2 separate regions of the Homo sapiens genome follow, and region 1 is linked to region 2. Evidence: chromatin contacts called from ENCODE Hi-C or POLR2A ChIA-PET data. All regions are on one chromosome and are shown on one strand. Each heading gives the region's core, a stretch centred on a gene start or an enhancer-like site at or near the end of the contact. The rest is flanking DNA. Distances are from core to core; before and after follow the strand shown. Region 1 has its middle 22 kb from the start of ANAPC13. Region 2 has its middle 10 kb from the start of MIR4788.

The links. A loop is a pair of places that touch in the nucleus more often than their neighbours do. ChIA-PET counts read pairs that join two places held with the same protein, here RNA polymerase II (POLR2A). Pooled maps may share reads with other maps.
Region 1: a loop to region 2 is called in a map of IMR-90, with 4 times the contacts of the local background. The contact joins two enhancer-like sites. A Hi-C loop is called at or near these places in 7 of 168 maps with a recorded cell type or tissue (Calu3, IMR-90, PC-3 and 3 more) and 3 of 50 pooled maps. POLR2A ChIA-PET finds 5 or more read pairs at or near these places in 7 of 52 experiments (AG04449, AG04450, BJ and 4 more).

Annotation. Positions count from the first base shown.
Region 1 is chr3:134,462,935-134,465,915 of GRCh38, reverse strand. No RefSeq gene overlaps it. Among named protein-coding and RNA genes, the nearest start is that of ANAPC13, 22 kb to the left of the region's middle. RefSeq lists enhancers at 448-1,172, 2,624-2,981. Within about 2 kb of position 1,620, at least 18 of the 41 ENCODE cell types and tissues checked have a DNase peak (open chromatin) inside an H3K27ac peak, as active enhancers do; they include IMR-90, where a contact is called at or near this core.
Region 2 is chr3:134,426,047-134,428,815 of GRCh38, reverse strand. No RefSeq gene overlaps it. Among named protein-coding and RNA genes, the nearest start is that of MIR4788, 10 kb to the left of the region's middle. RefSeq lists enhancers at 840-1,585, 710-1,909. Within about 2 kb of position 1,280, at least 4 of the 41 ENCODE cell types and tissues checked have a DNase peak (open chromatin) inside an H3K27ac peak, as active enhancers do; they include IMR-90, where a contact is called at or near this core.

The DNA of each region.
Region 1 (2,981 bases), core at 371-2,870, 37 kb before region 2:
ACTTAGTCTCACTCTGTCACCCAGGCTGGAGTGCAGTGGTACAATCTCAGCTCAGTGCTATCTCAGCTCATTACAATCTCCACCTCCCGGGTTCAAGCGATTCTTGTGCCTCGACCTCCCAACCAGCTGGGATTACAGGCGCAAAATAGATTTTTGTATTTTTTTTTAGTTGACACAGCGTTTCACCATGTTGGCCAGGCTGGTCTCAAACTCCTGACCTCAGGTGATCAGCCCACCTTGGCCTCCCAAAGTGCTGGGATTACAGGCTTGAGCCACCACACCTGGCCTGGTATTATAATCTTATGGGATCACCATTGTATATGCAGTCTATCATTTACCAAAACATTGTCATGCAGTGCATGACTGCAGTATATGATTGCATTAATGCATAGATTACTAGGTTATAAAATGCTATAGGGACAAGATCCTAACTTTCAAATGTCTAAGCAAAGGATATGTATTTATCTCTCTGTGTATCTGGAAAGAGAGAGAGGGAAAGGAAATATGACAAAATGTAACATTCGTTGGATCTAGGTGGAGTGATATGGCTGTTCATTGTACCATTCTTACAACTTTTCTGTATTTTTAAATTTTTTCATAACATAAAGTTGAAAATAAAAACATATCAAATACACATCACTGGACACACACATACTTTTCCTGTGCATGCAGATTTTTCCAGATGTGGGAGCAAAGCCTGTGACTTGCTCAGCTGCAATTATGGCCAAAAGGCATTGGCAGTCTCTCCTTGTCCGCTTCTTAGAGTAAGCATCACCTCGCTCCTGTGGCCAGTGTCTTTAGAAATCTGCAGAGGCCTCGCTGTATACTAAAGAAGGTGGACAGCCCCTCTGCAAAGCATGGTCTGGGCCCAGCCTGTTGGGGAACAGAGGCCTAGCTGGCCTTCTGCCCCTCTTCCTGCAGAGGCAGCAGAGCCCATGGCCCCCTTAGGGCACCTTTGCCATCGAACATGCCCCCCACGTGTGTTTGGACGCTCCCTGGTGACAGTGCATGGGGCTGCTGCACTCGGCATCCCTATGTGTTCATGTGCATCCCTATGCACATGCCCCCCATGTGTGTTTGGACTCTCCCTGGTGAGGATGCCACAGGGCTGCTACCCCTGGCCTCCCTATGAAGGGCCAGGTGACCCTTGGCAAGAAGAGAAGCTGCAGGCGCCTTCAGGGCCACACCAGGGGTCTCTGAAAGATTCCATTCACTGGAGCTGCTATTCACAGACCCCTCACTTGCTCCTCAGCCTGGTGTTTATTTTTGAGATAGTAGTTTGAGGAGAATGGGGAAAAATGAATTGCAAAAAAAGGAATTGGAATTTTAATGAGAACCATCTGGAGTGTTTTCCAAGGGTGTAATGTTTGGTACAAGAAAGTAATTCCTTAGCTCAAACAAGGAGAAGAGAAATGAAGGAAACTTATATTGTGCTTACTCACCGCTCCCCAACTCAAAAAACGACGCTGAGCAGAACCACCTAAACGCATGAATCACACGCGAATGAGGGTGTAGTGGGGGCTTTGGAGCAGGAGAACCCGAGATTCTGGCTCTGACTTGCCGCAGCAAGGAGAAATGCTTTTCCTCTGCCAAAGAGACTTTGAGGGATGCGTTGTGGTGGGCCTGGGGCCAGTGCCTGGAATTTGGGTAACCATGGAAACAGACCTGCGGGTGACAACAAACACAAGATGGAATTTCAGCATTAGCAGCCAGGGCAGAGGAATGGGAAAGTTCGGGGAAAGTTCTTTTTTTTTTTTTTTTTTTTTAAACCCTGGGGAATAGGGGAATGAGGGAATGAGGGGAGGTACAAGGAAAGTCTCCATGCTCTGAAAAAGCGCTCCCGCCCAGCACCCCAGTGGAGTCACAGGAAGCCAGATTCTCCAGAAGTCTCTATTTTCACTCTACCTATTTTCTTCTTGTATTTATAGCCCATCGCATTCCACCAAGGATTCCATAGGGATCTAAAAGCACTTCCCAAAGGGTCTCAGTACACAATTAAATCCCTGTCCTTGGGCCAGCAGGTGACAGGATGCAACATAATCACATATTGTAAAGACAGCCACTCTTCTGGTGCATCTCAGTTCATCCTCACGACAGCCCTGCGGCCCAGGAGGGCAGGTCCCCCCAACCTTACCTCTGGGGAAAAGGAAACTCAGAGAGCCAAGATCACCCTGAAAGTGAGGGGCCGGCTGCCCCAGCTGAAGCCCAGCCTCCTTGCACCATGCCATTATACCTATAATCTTTATTCTGGGAACATTTGAATAATTATGGTAGCCAACATTTATGAAGAAGAGGTGCAAAACCCTACATCAACCAGTGTGCAAAGGCCAACTATCTGTGTGGCTGCAGAAGTAGGCATGTGTTTCTGCTTCAAGGACATTTGATTGAATGGGAAAGGATTTATGCGATGGGAGAAAGAAATTTTTACAGAGTTATTAGGCATAAAAATTAAAGAAAAGAAACCATGGACTCTAGAATTTTCTTCTCTGAGGTTTTTGAAAGTGGAATAGCTGGCATCCATTTAGATGCCAGAACAAATCAGAGCCTGAGATTGAAAGAAGCATAAAAACATCCACTACAGAATCCTTCCTTTGCAGATGGGGAAACCAAGACAGAATTGGGACTGGAGGCTGGGCACAGTGGCTCACGCCTGCAATCCCAGCACTTTGGGAGGCCAAGGTAGGGTGATTGCTTGAGGCCAAGGGTTCGGGACCAGCCTGAGCAACACAGCAAGACCCTGCCTCTACTTTAAAAAAAGAAGAAGAAAATAAAATAAATTAGTAGGGTGTGGTGGCGTGTGCCTGTAGTCCCAGCTACCCAGAAGCTGAGGGAAAATGATTGTTTGAGCCCAGGAGTTCGAGGTTCATGCCACTGCACTCCAGCCCGGGTGACAGAGAACAAACTTGTCTCAAAAAGAAAAAAAGAAAGAAAGAAAGAAAAGAAAAAAGAAAAAATCTTGGGACCGGAACCTGCAGTCCTGG
Region 2 (2,769 bases), core at 31-2,530:
CCTGCCTCACCAGCTTTCACCGTGTGGGCTGTGGCTGATAGTTGGGGGATCAGAGCCCAAATGCTCCACAAGCAGAAACTCATAACTTCCCTGCTGGGGCTCGGGGGACCCAGTTCTCCACCCTCCCTTTCCTAAGAATTGTTCTCAGGGGAAAGCTCTGAATCCTCACAGTGGCTTCCCAGGCCCTGCCTGATCTGAATCCTGCCTCTTGCTTTACTCACCTCTCCTGGACCACACCAACCACGCTGTCTGTCAATGTCCCAAAGCTCTCAGCTTCTTCTGTTTCTTCTACTTGAAATACTCCTCCCTGGTGAACTTTCTACCCTCTCAATCTCCTCTTACATGGACTTTATTTATTTATTTATTTTGAGATGAATTTTCACTCTTGTTGCCCAGGCTGGAGTCTAATGCTGCGATTTTGGCTCACTGCAACTTCCATTTCCCAGGTTCAAGCGATTCTCCTGCCTCAGCCTGCTGAGTAGCTGGGATTACAGGCATGCACCACCATGCCTGGCTAATTTTTTGTATTTTTAGTAGAAATGGGATTTCACCATGTTAGTCAGGCTGGTCTTGAACTCTTGACCTCAGGTGATCCACCCACCTCAGCCTCCCGAAGTGCTGGGATTACAGGTGTGAACCACTGTGCCCAGCCCTTCTTACGGGGACTTTCCTCAGGGAAGTCCTCCCTGGCCCTCCAGATCCTGCCAGGACCCCCGTTAGATACATTCAGAGCCCCCTGAACTATGCATTCATCATTCACAGCAAATTGCAGGCAATTATTTGTGTGATTGTTTAGTGTCCCCCTGCCCCAGACTACAGGGTGTGTGAAGACAGGGACTGGAAGGAAGGCACAGGCATGTGTCTTATCCATCACCATGACTCCAGTCCACAGTACCTGGCACGGAGTGGCTGCTCGATAAATATTTGACAGATGAATATCGACATGCTAGAAAGGAGGGAGGGAGGGAGGGAGGGGAGGGTAATCAGCCTCTGAAATCCCACGAGAATTTGGTTTGAAAGTTGCACCATGTCCTTTGAACTCCAGTGCTCACTAGCTCATTTTGCTGTAGAAATGTCAATGGCAAAGCCAGCAACCCTTTGAGGCCACTTAGGGGAGAAAACATATCACGGCAGGACAGTCAGAGGAAGCTGTTCCCAGGAATGTTGAGACTCCTACTCTGCGGGTCCCTGACTCACTTCCCAGACACGTCTGTGACGTTGGCCTCAGTCAAGGTGCTCATCACTCACAGGCGTGACTCCGTTGGACCCTGCAGTCCCAGATGACTCAGTCTCCACTCCAGCCAGACCTCCCGCTGTCTCCTGTGGCCTGCCAGCTGGGCTCCGAGGCCCTGACACTGCACGTGTGGAGGGCTGAGGTCGCCATCTCCACCACCACTGTCTCAGCCCTGCCCTCAGACCTCAGTCACTGTGGACTTTCTCTCCTTCCCCAAGAATGCTTCATTTGTCACCTCTTTCTTGAGGGAGGACAGGGAGGGACCAGGAAGTCAAATTCTACTCCTCTGATCATCCTGCCCCTCTTTCATTTCTAGGAGCCAGCCAAGGAGATGTATTTGCCCTCAGACCTCCTTGTGACCCCTTCAGGGAGGCCCCCAGGTGAGGCAGGCCTGCCCTCCATGGTAGAGTCTGAGCTTCACCATGAGTCTCACTCACCCCAGGGAATCTTGGAAACACTGAGGGAGGCTGTGAGAAAGGTTGGGATGAAGCACGGTGTCAGAGGCAGCCGCAGTGAAACTCCCGCTTGCTCATCGCTGTGGATGACCAGAAGTGGCTGTGCGTCCAGACCCGTCTACCCACTTAACCACCAGCCTGCAAAGTCAGGCCTGATGCAGCTGGAGCAGCTCAGTGTAGGCAGGGATGCAACCACAGGTCTCGGGTCAGAGAGGCTGCTCCATCCCTCACATCCCTGGGATGGTGCTTTCACCATCCTGTTTTTCTCTTATCCCAGGCATCTTTGCCTGGGAAAGTCCTTTAGAAATCCACAGCTGGCTTTTCCCAGAAGGCTGCCTGCAGGCACTCAGCAGTAAAGGGCTCTGTGTTCCAGCTAGAGTGAGCAGCCCCAGCTTTGACCTGGGTGCAATGCAGCCTGTGGGCTTCCCAGGATGCTCCCACAGGCGTCAGTGACTTGCGAACCTACTGGCCAAAGTATGGTCCCTGGAGCATCATATGGGACTACTGTACATGACTGACACCCGGAGGAAGGCTAATGTAGGCCAGCCTCCTCATTTAACAAATGGGTAAACTGAGGCCTAGGTCACACTGGCAGTGAAAGTGTGAGCTGAACCTGAAAGAAGGCCTTGTCTTTCCAAGGTGGGAGGTCTCCCTGTGAGCTTACTGAGTTAGGAGTCTCTGTCTTATCACCTCTATGTAGTCTCCAGTGCCAGCACCCAGCCTTGCTGAGAGATGAGTTTTAAGGGCCTGCCTCAGAGAGAGCTTAGAGGGGGCCCCCAAAAGAAGAAAAAGGTAAAAGGGAGGCTTTGCCATAGAAGGAAGGCTGCTTTAGGCTCTTCTCAGACAAAGTAAGCTATTCCTCTGAAACCCCAAGCAGGAGCTAATCAAGGACATTCCTTAACTTGAACTATTGTTTGTTTGTTTTTGGGACAGTGGTTCACTCTGTCACCCAGGCTGGAGTGCAGTGGCACTATCATGGCTCACTGTAGCCTTGACCTCCCAGGCTCAAACGATCCTCCCACCTCCTCCTGAGCAACGGGGACTACAGGCACGTGCCACCATGCCTGGCTAAATTTTTTA